2 separate regions of the Homo sapiens genome follow, and region 1 is linked to region 2. Evidence: read pairs that join two places in POLR2A ChIA-PET (ENCODE). Cell type or tissue: OCI-LY7. All regions are shown on one strand. Each heading gives the region's core, and the rest is flanking DNA. Links, peaks and the distances in the headings are about the cores only.

Region 1 (5,358 bases), core at 1-5,000, 460 kb after region 2:
GGGCGCCTGTAATCCTAGCTACTCCGGAGGCTGAGGCAGGTTAATTGCTTGAACCTGGGAGGTGGAGGTTGCAGTGCGCCGAATCACGCCATTGCATTGCAGCCTGAGCGAGAGACTGAGACTCCGTCTCAAAAGAAGAAAGATAAATGAATCTAGCATAAGGACTTGAAAAAAGAAAAGGAATTTTGCAAAGCCATCACCGTAGCTGTGCCAGCAAGTGCGAAAACTTAGTACTTTTTCCAAGGTATCTTTTTATCTCATATTGAAAATGCAGGGGTTTTTTTGTTTTTGTTTTGTTTTGTTTTGTTTTTGAGACAGAGTCTTGCTCTGTCGCCAGGCTGGAGTGCGGTGGCACGATCTTGGCTCACTGCAACCTCTGCCTCCCGGGTTCCAGCAATTCCCCGACGTCAGCCTCCCGAGTAGCTGGGACTACCACCGCACCCGGCTAATTTTTTGCATTTTAGTAGAGACGGGGTTTCACCATGTTGGCCAGGATGGTCACAATCTCCTGAACTCGTGATCTGCCTGCCTCGGCCTCCCAACGTGCTGGGATTACAGGTGTGAGCCACCATGCCTGGCCGAAAATGCAGTTTTTATGTGGATGCAGGATTGCCTTAAAAAAGCATACATGTCCAGGCGTGGTGGCTCACGCCTGTAATCCCAACACTTTGGGAGGCCGAGGTGGGTAGATCACCTGAGGTCAGGAGATTGTGATCAGCCTGGCCAGCATGACGAAACACTGTCTCTACTAAAAATGCAAAAATTAGCTGGGCATGGTGGTAGGTACCTGTAATCCCAGCTACTCGGAAGGCTAAGGCAGGGAGAGTTGCTTGAGCCTGGGAGGCAGAGCTTACAGAGAGCCGAGATCGCACCACTGCACTCCAGCCTGGGCAACAAAGCGAGACTCCGTCTGAAAAAAAAAAAAAAGAAAGGCCAGCTCAATGGCTCACGCCTGTAATCCCAGCACTTTGGGAGGCCGAGGCAGGCGATCATTTGAAGTCAGTAGTTCAAGACCAGCCTGGTCAACATGGTGAAACCTGTCTCTATTAAAAACACAAAAAAATAGCCAGGCGTGGTAGCGGGTGCCTGTAGTCTCAGCTCTTCAGGAAGCTGAGGCAGGAGAAATCGCTTGAACCCAGGAGGTGGAGGCTGCAGTGAGCCGAGATCACGCCACTGCACTCCAGCCTCAGCGGCAGAGTAAAACTCAGTCTCAAAAAAAAAAAAACAGAAAGAAAAAGAAAAAATCAAGGTAAAAGGAGAAGCTTCTGCCAACCAAGAGGCAGTAGACAAGTTCCCAGATGCTATTAAGAAAATCATTAGCAGCCGGACGCAGTGGCTCATGCCTGTAATCCCAGGCATGCCTCCCACTTTGGGAGGCAGAGGCATGTAAATCATCTGAGGTCAGGAGTTCAAGAGCAGCCTGGCAAACATGGTGAAACCCCGCTTCTACTAAAAATACAAAAATTAGCAGACCCTGGTGGCCCGGAGGTTGCAGTGAGGCGAGATCATGCCATTGCACTCCAGCCTGGGCTACAAGAGCAAGATGCCATCTCAAAAAAAAAAAAAAAAAAAAAATTAGCTGGGCGTGGTGGTGTGACCCTGTAATCCCAGCTACTCGGGAGGCTGAGGCAGGAGAATCGCTTGAACCCAGGAGGTAGGGTTGCAGCGAGCCGAGATCGTGCCACTGCACTCCAGCCTGGTTGACGGAATGAGACTCTGACTCAAAAAAGAATAAAAGTGAAGTAAGCCAGACACAAGTGGACATATATTTTATGATTCCACTAGTATGAGGAACCTGGAATAGACAAATTCATACAGGCGGAAAGTAGAATATTGGTTATTAGGGGTTGGAGGGAGGATGGAATAGAGTTTTTCTTTAATAGGATCAGTTATTCTGTCTGGGAGGATGAAAAAGATGTGGAGATGGATGGATACTGGTGATGGTTGTACAACAATGTGAATGTACTTTGATGTCACTGAACTGTCCAGACCACTTAAAATGGTTTAAAAGGTAGATATTATGGTATATGCATTTTACCACAATTTTTCAAAAAAAAAATTAGTCATATGTGTATCTATTTCTACACTCTATTACGTTGTTCTACATTTATTTTGTGTAGCTAGTATCACATTGTCCTGATTACAATACATTTACAGTAAGTCTTGAAATTAGATAAATCCTCCAATTTTTTTTTAGTTTTTTTTTTTGAGATGGAGTCTTGCTCTGTCGCCCAAGATGGAGTGCAGTGGCGTGATCTCGGCTCACTGCAACCTCTGCCTCCCGGGTTCATGCCATTCTCCTGCCTCAGCCTCCCGAGTAGCTGGGACTACAGGCACCCACCACCATGCCCGGCTATTTTTTCTATTTTTAGAAGAGACGGGGTTTCACCGTGTTAGCCAGGATGGTCTCAATCTTCTGATCTCGTGATCCACCTGCCTCGGCCTCCCAAAGTGCTGGAATTACAGGCGTGAGCCACCATGCCTGGCCTTAGGTTTTGTCTTTCCATAGCAATTTGTGAATTATCTTGGCATTTTCTCAAAAAAAAAAAAAAAAAAAAAAACTGTTGGTACTTGAGATTGTGTTAGATCTATAGATCAGTTTGGGGGAAAGTTGCAATCACCAACTTTTTTTTTTTTTTTTTTTTTTTAAGACACAGAATCTTCCTCTGTTGCCCAGGCTGGAGTGCAATGGCTTACTGTCAGCCTTGACCTCCTAGGTTTAAGCAGTCTTCCCACTTTAGCCTCTTCAGTAGCTGGGACTACAAGTGTAAGCCATCACACCTGGCTAGTTTTTTAAAATTTTTTGCAAAGATGGGGTCTGACTATGTTGCCTCGGTTGGTCTCCAACCTCTGGGCTCAAGTGATCCTCCTGCCTCAGCCTCCCAAAGTGCTGGGATTACAGGTGAAAGCTGCCAAGCCTGGACAGAAATTGCCATCTTAATGACATTCAGTGTTTAATTCCATGGACATCCATGGACATGGTATGTTACTGCATTTATTTTAGGTTATCTTTGATTTTTTTTTTTTTTTTAATGGAGCCTTGCTCTGTCACCTAGGCTAAAGTGCAGTAGTGCGATCTTGGCTCACTGCAACCTCCACCTCCCGGGCTCAAGTGATTCTCCTGCCTCAGCCTCCCGAGTAGCTGAGGTTACAGGTGCCTGGCACCATGCCTGGCTAATTTTTATATTTTAGTAGAGATGGAGTTTCACCATGTTGGCCAGGCTGGTCTCAAACTCCTGACCTCAAGTGATCCACCTACTTCGGCCTCCCAAAGTGCTGGGATTACAGGCATGAGCCACCACACCTGGCCTTTTTTTTTTTAAATTCATTGTTTTGTTTATACTCTTATGTACTGCATGTATTTGTTAGATTTATATTTTGGTTTTCTTTTAAATTTGTACTTTATTATATTTATACATTTATAAAGAAATTATATTTCTGTATTATTTTGTTTGATTTATATCTAAGCATTTAATGCTTTTCTTGTTTTTTTGTTTTTGTTTTTTTTTTTTTTTGAGATGGAGTCTCATTCTGTTGCCCAGGCTGGAGTGTTTTTTTTTGAGATGGAGTCTCATTCTGTTGCCCAGCCAAGATGGAACCATTTTGGCTCAATTCAACCTCCACCTCCTGGGTTCAAGCGATTCTCCTGCCTCAGCTTCCTGAGAAGCTGGGACTACAGGTGTGTGCCACCACACCCAGCTAATTTTTGTATTTTGTATTTTAAGTAGAGACGGGGTTTCACCATGTTCACCAGGCTGGTCTCAAACTCCTGACCTTAGGTGGTCCGCCCGCCTCATCCTCCCACAGTGTTGGGATTATAGGAGTGAGTCACCCTGCCTGGCTACTATTCTACTGTTTAAGTAGCATTGTTTAATTTTGATTTCAGTTTTCTCATTGATAGAACATACAAATACAGTTGAATTTGACCTTGGATTCTGCAACATTGTTGTGTATTTCACTAATTGTAGTACTTTCTCTTTTGTAGAGTCTTTGGGTGTTTTTATATAGACAATCACACAATGTGTGAGTAGAGATAGTTTGTAATTCTTCCTTTTCAATATTGTTTTCTTTTTCTGGCCTTTTTGCACTGGCTAGGACCTCTGTTATGATACTGAACATATATGATGAAAGCATATGTTTGCCTTGTCCTTAATAATAGGGAAACTTTATGCAATTTAACCTGTACATATGAGGCAAATCAAATATCTGGGAAACTTCCTGCCTGGTCATTGCCAGTACATTTGCTTATGTTTATTTTATAGACAATTTCCAGAGTTTTTAGTTGTACTTAGTAAAATGAGAGGTAGATGTGCATCTGTTCGATTTTTGTGTGGAACAAGAATCACCTGTATTATTTTTTAAGTAAAATGCTTTGTTTAAAAATATGGAACACTTCACAAGTTTGCATATCATTCTTGCACCAGGGCCATGCTCATCTCTGTATTGTTCCAATTTTAGTATATGTGCTGCTGAATCAAGCACATCTTTTTTTTTTTTTAATGTTTTTGTTTTATTTTGATTTCTATTTTGATAAGCTTCCCCTTTGCCTCTCCTTTTAACACTGTTTGATGTCATTACATTGTCTTCTGGTTTGCACTGTTTTGGATATGAGATCTAAACTTTTTTATTATTATTATTTTTTTAAGAAATGGGTCTTGCTATGTTGCCCAGGCTGGTCTTGAACTCCTGGGCTCAAGCAATCCTCCTGCGTCAGCCACACAAAGTGCTGGGATTACAGGCATGAGCCACTGTGCTCGGCCCCTTTTTATAACGTGTGTTTTCTCTTTAGCTGCTGCTTTTTTGTTTAATTAATTAATTTATTTATTTATTTGCCCTCCCAGGCTGGAGTGCAGTGGTGCGATCTCAGCTCACTGCAAGCTCTCGGGTTCACACCATTCTCCTGCCTCAGCCTCCCGAGTAGCTGGGACTACAGGCACCCACCACCACGCCTGGCTAATTTCTTTTTTATTTTTAGTAGAGTCGGGGTTTCGCCGTGTTAGCCAGGATGGTCACAATCTCCTGACCTCGTGATCCACCCACCTCGGCCTCCCAAAGTGCTGGGATTACAGGCGTGAGCCACTGCGCCCAGCCTCTTTAGCTTCTTTTGTTTTCTTCATCAGTAGTTTTTAACAAGTTTATTACGATATACTGGACCTTGTTTTATTTATCCTGCCTATGGTTTGCTTACTTTCTTCTAACTCTGAGGTTATGCTTTTTATCATTTTGGGAAACTTTTTAGCCATAATTCTCAATTTTTTTCATTGTGAATTTTTTATTTTGTGAATGTTACATCATTGTATATCTGGTTTTTGTTGTTTTCCTTTACAAGTGTCCAATTGTTTTAGTAGTAAGTTTTCT
Region 2 (5,343 bases), core at 1-5,000:
CATTCCTCCTCCACTCTTATCAGTTAGCTCTGGAAAGAACAAATGTGAAAGCCAAAGTCAGCTAAGAAACTTTGAGACGGCAAAGTCAAGGGCACGATGGATCAGGCCTGAGGTAGGAGGGAGGAGCCCTGCACTGTCCGCCTCTTTGCCTTTTTCTGGCAAAGACACTGAGGCAGTTCCTAGGCTACAGAACAACTGGTTCCTCCCCTGTCACCTCAGCACCCACTGCTCAGTAGACCCAAAGATGCAAGGAATAAAGCTACAAGGAAATGGGGAAGAGAGAGGAGAGTGGGGTGAGGCTGTTTTCCCAGACGTTTGTCAGGAGGAGCTACAGAGGCACACACAGCAGGGCAAAGACCAGACTATCTCCACCTGTTGTTTTGCATTGTTTCTGGGAAGGAAACAAAAGCGGGTTTGCTCAGCGATTTCTGATCTTTAGACATTAAGGCGATGAAGAGGAACCATTTAAATTTTTTCCTAATGGGGCTTCAGAATGCTCCTGTCAGATTTACATTAAACTATCTCAAAATGCATTTTTAGAAAACAAAAATTATTTTCTTCTACTTATGATACAGTATTTACATTTCATGGGGTATAGGACAGAGACTAGTGGTATGACCCCAACTGATGGTGAAGTTGTGAGTCAGATTATGGGGGGTGGGGGTTGGCAGGGACAAGAACAGAGAGTAGGCTTTGTGACTGCTCAGAATTGCTCTGCATTGTCAAGAACATGGGCTGAAATCAAACAAAAGGTTTAGGGGGAGCAGAATGGTTTTAAATCCACAAAAGCTGAGGGAACACTGAAAGCAAGATCACCCCCCCGTCCATAGAGACTCAGCTTTCCGACTCCCTTCGCCAAAGCAAGGTTAAAAGTGATGTTCTTCTATGGAAGTGAACACTTCAGTCTCAACTAACCTTTCACGCCCTGGATCAAGCTGTTAAGCAACAGCTTGACTGAGTTCCTCCTCAGGTGGGCAAAAATATCTACTGCCTATCCAAGTTTACCTAGTTTATTTTAATTAATTAATTAATTAATTTTTGAGACAGGATCTCACTCTGTTACCCAGCCCAGAGTGCAGTGGCATGATCATGGCTCACTGCAGCCTCTACCTCTGGGCTCAAATGATCCTCCCACCTCAGCCTCCTGAATAGCTGGGACCACAGGCGTGCAGCACCACACCTAGTTAATTTTTTGTATTTTTGATAGAGATGGAGTTTCGTCATGTAGCCCAGGCTGGTCTTGAACTCCTGGGCTCAAGCGATCTTTCCACCTCGGCCTCCCAAAATACTGGGATTACAGGCGTGAGCCACTGCGCCCGGCCCCAAGTTTACCTATTATCCATGGAGTCTGTGCCATCTGCAAAGTCTCAACGTTGGAGACACAGCTGCTGTAGGAGTAAAGAGACTTGAATTCTAATCCCAGAAAGATGCTGAATCTCTCTCAACCTCTATTGCCCATTGGTAGAAGAAGAATTGCATCCTGTAGTTCCTCCATCCCTCCACCATGTGGTAAGACATAAATTCCAAGAATTATGCAGCTCGTTTTGAGGAAAAGAATGCTCTGAAAGAATCCAACTTATCTTCATTCACTCAGTCACACTGTTATTTTTTTAAGAGCTAAATTTTTATTGAAAAATTTAAGGAGAACTTCTGAGGGCCCCTGTTTTATGAAGCAAAGCTAACCTCATTACAACATCTAAGCTATTTGAGAAGACTCTAAAGCATCTCCATGGTCGGCATTTCCAGAAAAACAAAGGCCAGTGTAATTCTTCAAACCTCTGATGACTTCCAACCCATCAACCAAGAAATGGCTGTCACTACAGTAGATAGCTGCAAAGGGGAATGGCTGTCGTCACTTGTCTCCTCTCCTTGTCCTTATACCTGAAAACAGCTTTTGGGATCAGCTGGATGTGTTCATTGGTACTATCCTATAGCTGAATTTGAAGTTTCCAAAGCTCCTTTTAGAGAAGTCATCAAGTTTGATAAAATCCAAGTTCTGATGTCTTGGATGCATAAGTCTGATGTATTCTCTGTGCTTCAGTTAGGTCTGTCAGTTAATTATAGACTGCCTTTTACTACTTCATAGCAGAAGAGCTGATAGCAAAAATACCCCATTTCTCAATTCCTCTTTCTCCTGCAAACCTTGCCTCATCCACCCCACCTTTGTTTCTTGGCTTACTGCAGACCTCTAGACCTTGAGGTCAAAGAGCAGAGATATAAGAGGCAATAAAAAGAAAAGATGGGAATGATGAAAACATGAGGTTTTATAAGAGCAAAATTTTCTTCTGCAGAGGTGGGGAGTGGGAGAAATTCTCCAGAGAAGCCCAATAAAAAGAAGCCAATTTCAGGTAATCAGCAAATACAATTCAGCACAAAACACAATTTCCATGGATTAAAATCTGCAACTTGATATTGGCAGTTAGGCTAATTTCTTCAGTTTGTATTAGACATGCAAGTATATGGTTACATTGTTATATATAGATTTATAGGGGTCTTTCCCTCTCTTTTGTCCCCCATTAAAAAAAAAAAACAAAACAAAACCAGAGGCCGGGCACGGTGGCTCGCACCTGTAATCCCAGCACTTTGGGAGGCCGAGGCGGGTGGATCACCTGAGGTCTGGAATTCGAGACCAGCCTGGCCAACATGGTGAAACCCATCTCTACTGAAAATACAAAAAATTAGCCGGGCATGCTCGTGGGTGCCTGTAATCCCAGCTACTTGGGAGGCTGAGGGAGGAGAATCACTTGAACCTGGAGGGCAGAGGTTGCAGTGAGTTGAGATCTCACCATTGCACTCCAGCCCGGGCAACAAGAGCGAAACTCCACCTCAAAAAAAATAAAGTAAAATAAAAGATTCTAGCGCCTTGCAAAGCAGAAAAAAAAACATCATTGCTAAGAACTGATCTGCAGCTGTGGTCATATAGGGTGTTCTTTGTGGAATTTGTTTTGTAAGAAATTTTCTTCTACAACTAAAATGAGGTTTGGAGTCCACTTCTCTGTCATCTTTTTCCCCTCCACATCCCTCCCCAGCTTGGCCCCCGGGGATTAGAGGAGAGAAGAACAGGATTAGTACTCGCTCAGACTGTGCCACTTGGCCACAGGCTTGCGGGGGCTCTCGCAGACCTCTCTCCAGTGTTCAGCACCACTGGCTGTGACACTGTGTGCCCCCAGGATCAGCCTCCCCACCACCTCATTCTTGGTGGTGCGATCGAAGTCGATAACGAGGAACTCGATGCTGATATCAGGCAGGAGGTCAGTGGGGATGTCGTAGATGAAAGATTCATTGAAGATGGGGTTCAAAGTGCACTTCTTCACATGGGTTTTCTTCTTGGCAATGCGCTTTCTGCCGTAGTAGACGTTCACCTTGACATAAGGATCTGGGGCCCCCAAAGAGATAAGAAAAAGGGAGACAGACCTATGACACAGTCCTCTCCTATGTAATGGTAATTTCATGTTGGGAAAGGGGGGGCTCTGTTGTTCGTATCTTTGATGGCCATCCCATGTGTTCTTTAGTGATTGCACAATAAACACACACTGACTATATGTGAGTCTGCCTGCCTGGATGAGGGGCCAAGGAAACCAAGCAGGAATAGAACAGAACAACTTTCTCAGGTTAGGTCTGAAGAAATCCCATGATACCAAGAAGTATATTAAAGGGCACAGAGACAAATGCCTGCAGCCTTTTTGAGAAGTCTCTCTTAGCACCTGGCATGAATATTATTTAGGATACCTTGCCAAATGTAAAGACCCCATTTGTTCAACTGAAGAATCTTCCTAGCCAGGGAAATCTATTGGACGTAGATACTCATCAGGAAGAGAATGTCTACAGAAAGAGGAGCAGATTAAAAGTGAAAGAGGCAAGGATCTTGAAGTGTGGAGGTCTATCTGGGCCACAGGCAAGGAGTCGGGGATGGTTCAGACAGTAAGAAATAGGTTGAAGTAAATAGCTGCTACCTGAGAGACCGGTGATATCCATCTTCGGCAAGTGTCTGGCTTTGAGGACCACCACTGTCATTCTCTGTGCCACAGGCTGATATGACAGAGACACCTGGAGCTCCCCTCTGCTGATGCACTTCTGTGAGGAAAAAATGGCAGGTGAGAATCCTGGCAGAGGGTGCAGGGCAGAGCACAAAAAGTGTGCAGAGCAGTGGGAAGAGTCTGGGGGAGGACAAGTGCAGGGATGATAAGTTTTTTGGAAAGATGCTCATCCCCTGGAAAGGTGTTATGATTTTATTTAACAAGGAGGGAGAAAGGAAACATTATAACCATAATTCTGATATTAAATAATTTGCATGGAGAGCCCACATAGCCTTGGATTTATGAGCATGACCTCTGGAGCCAGATTAGCCTGGATTCAAATCCTGACTATTTCTCTTTTTTTTTGAGACAGGTTCTCACTCTGTTGCCCAGATTGGAATTCAGTGACGTGATCTTGGCTCACTGCAGCCTCCATCTCCTGGACTCTAGCAATCCTCCCACCTCAGCCTCCTGAGTAGCTAGGACTACAGGTGTGTGCCACCACATCTGGCTAATTTTTCTTTTTTCTATACACAGAGTCTCACTGTGTAGCCCAGGCTGGTCTTGAATTCCTGGTCTCAAGTGATCCTCCCGCCTCAGCCTCCCAAAATGCTGGGATTACAGGCATAAGCCACCATGCCCAGTTGCTATTTCTTATCTGTGACCTTGGACAAGTTACTCAACATCTCTGTACTTCAGTTTCCTCACCTATAAAATGTGGGTGAAAGGTTGTACCTACCACATAGCATTATCAGAAGGATTAAATAAGTTAAAATTTGTAAACTGCAATGGTGCCCAGCACATAGTGCGCACTATAGAAGTGCATCCTCTCATTTGGTTCTTATCCTTTAAAAAGTTCTGAAGACTGTACAGTGGGAGGTAGGAGAACTGGGTTTGAATCTTAACCTTGCCACTTACTCACCACATGTCCTTGGGCAAGTCCCTGAACCTGTCCCTGCATTTCACAGGGTGAATATCCACACCTGCTCTGCCCACCCCAATGTGCACTCCAGTGTATCTTCTCCAGCCAAGTCAGCTTCCTCCCCAGCACCCTGATCTTTGTTTCTCCATCTTTAAATGTGATGCTAGGCTCCATTTTGAGCTTGAAAAAACCTCTAGTCCTCCAATAACTTTTTTTTTGAGACAGAGGCTCGCTCTTGTCGCCCAGGCTGGAGTGCAGTGGCGTGATCTCGGCTCACTGCAACCTCTGCCTCCCAGGTTCAAGTGATTCTCCTGTCTCAGCCTCCAGAGTAGCTGGGATTACAGGTGCCCGCCACCATGCCCGGCTAATTTTTGTATTCTTAGTAAAGACAGGATTTCACCATGT

What was found. ChIA-PET counts read pairs that join two places held together with the same protein. Peaks named below come from ENCODE experiments on the same cell type or tissue, not always from the same donor. Only the 100,000 strongest peaks of a DNase experiment are listed, where the experiment ranks them.
Region 1: POLR2A ChIA-PET joins it to region 2 with 5 read pairs; 2 of 35 experiments call an interaction of 5 or more read pairs at or near these places.

The regions. Positions count from the first base shown.
Region 1 is chr1:155,418,521-155,423,878 of GRCh38, reverse strand. All of the region lies in intron 5 of ASH1L (ASH1 like histone lysine methyltransferase), which reads left to right. It also overlaps the pseudogene RNU6-1297P. Among named protein-coding and RNA genes, the nearest start is that of MIR555, 75 kb to the right of the region's middle. In OCI-LY7, for the core only: no CTCF peak of the experiment used is centred there; no DNase peak of the experiment used is centred there.
Region 2 is chr1:155,879,231-155,884,573 of GRCh38, reverse strand. It overlaps SYT11 (synaptotagmin 11), which reads right to left. Exons shown (of 4, transcript NM_152280.5): 3 at 3,951-4,074; 4 at 1-3,376. The coding sequence ends at 3,066. Among named protein-coding and RNA genes, the nearest start is that of SYT11, 22 kb to the right of the region's middle. In OCI-LY7, for the core only: CTCF peaks have their summits at 1,164 and 1,485; DNase peaks (open chromatin) are centred at 393, 913 and 2,113; H3K4me3 peaks cover 2,452 bases; H3K27ac peaks cover 5,000 bases.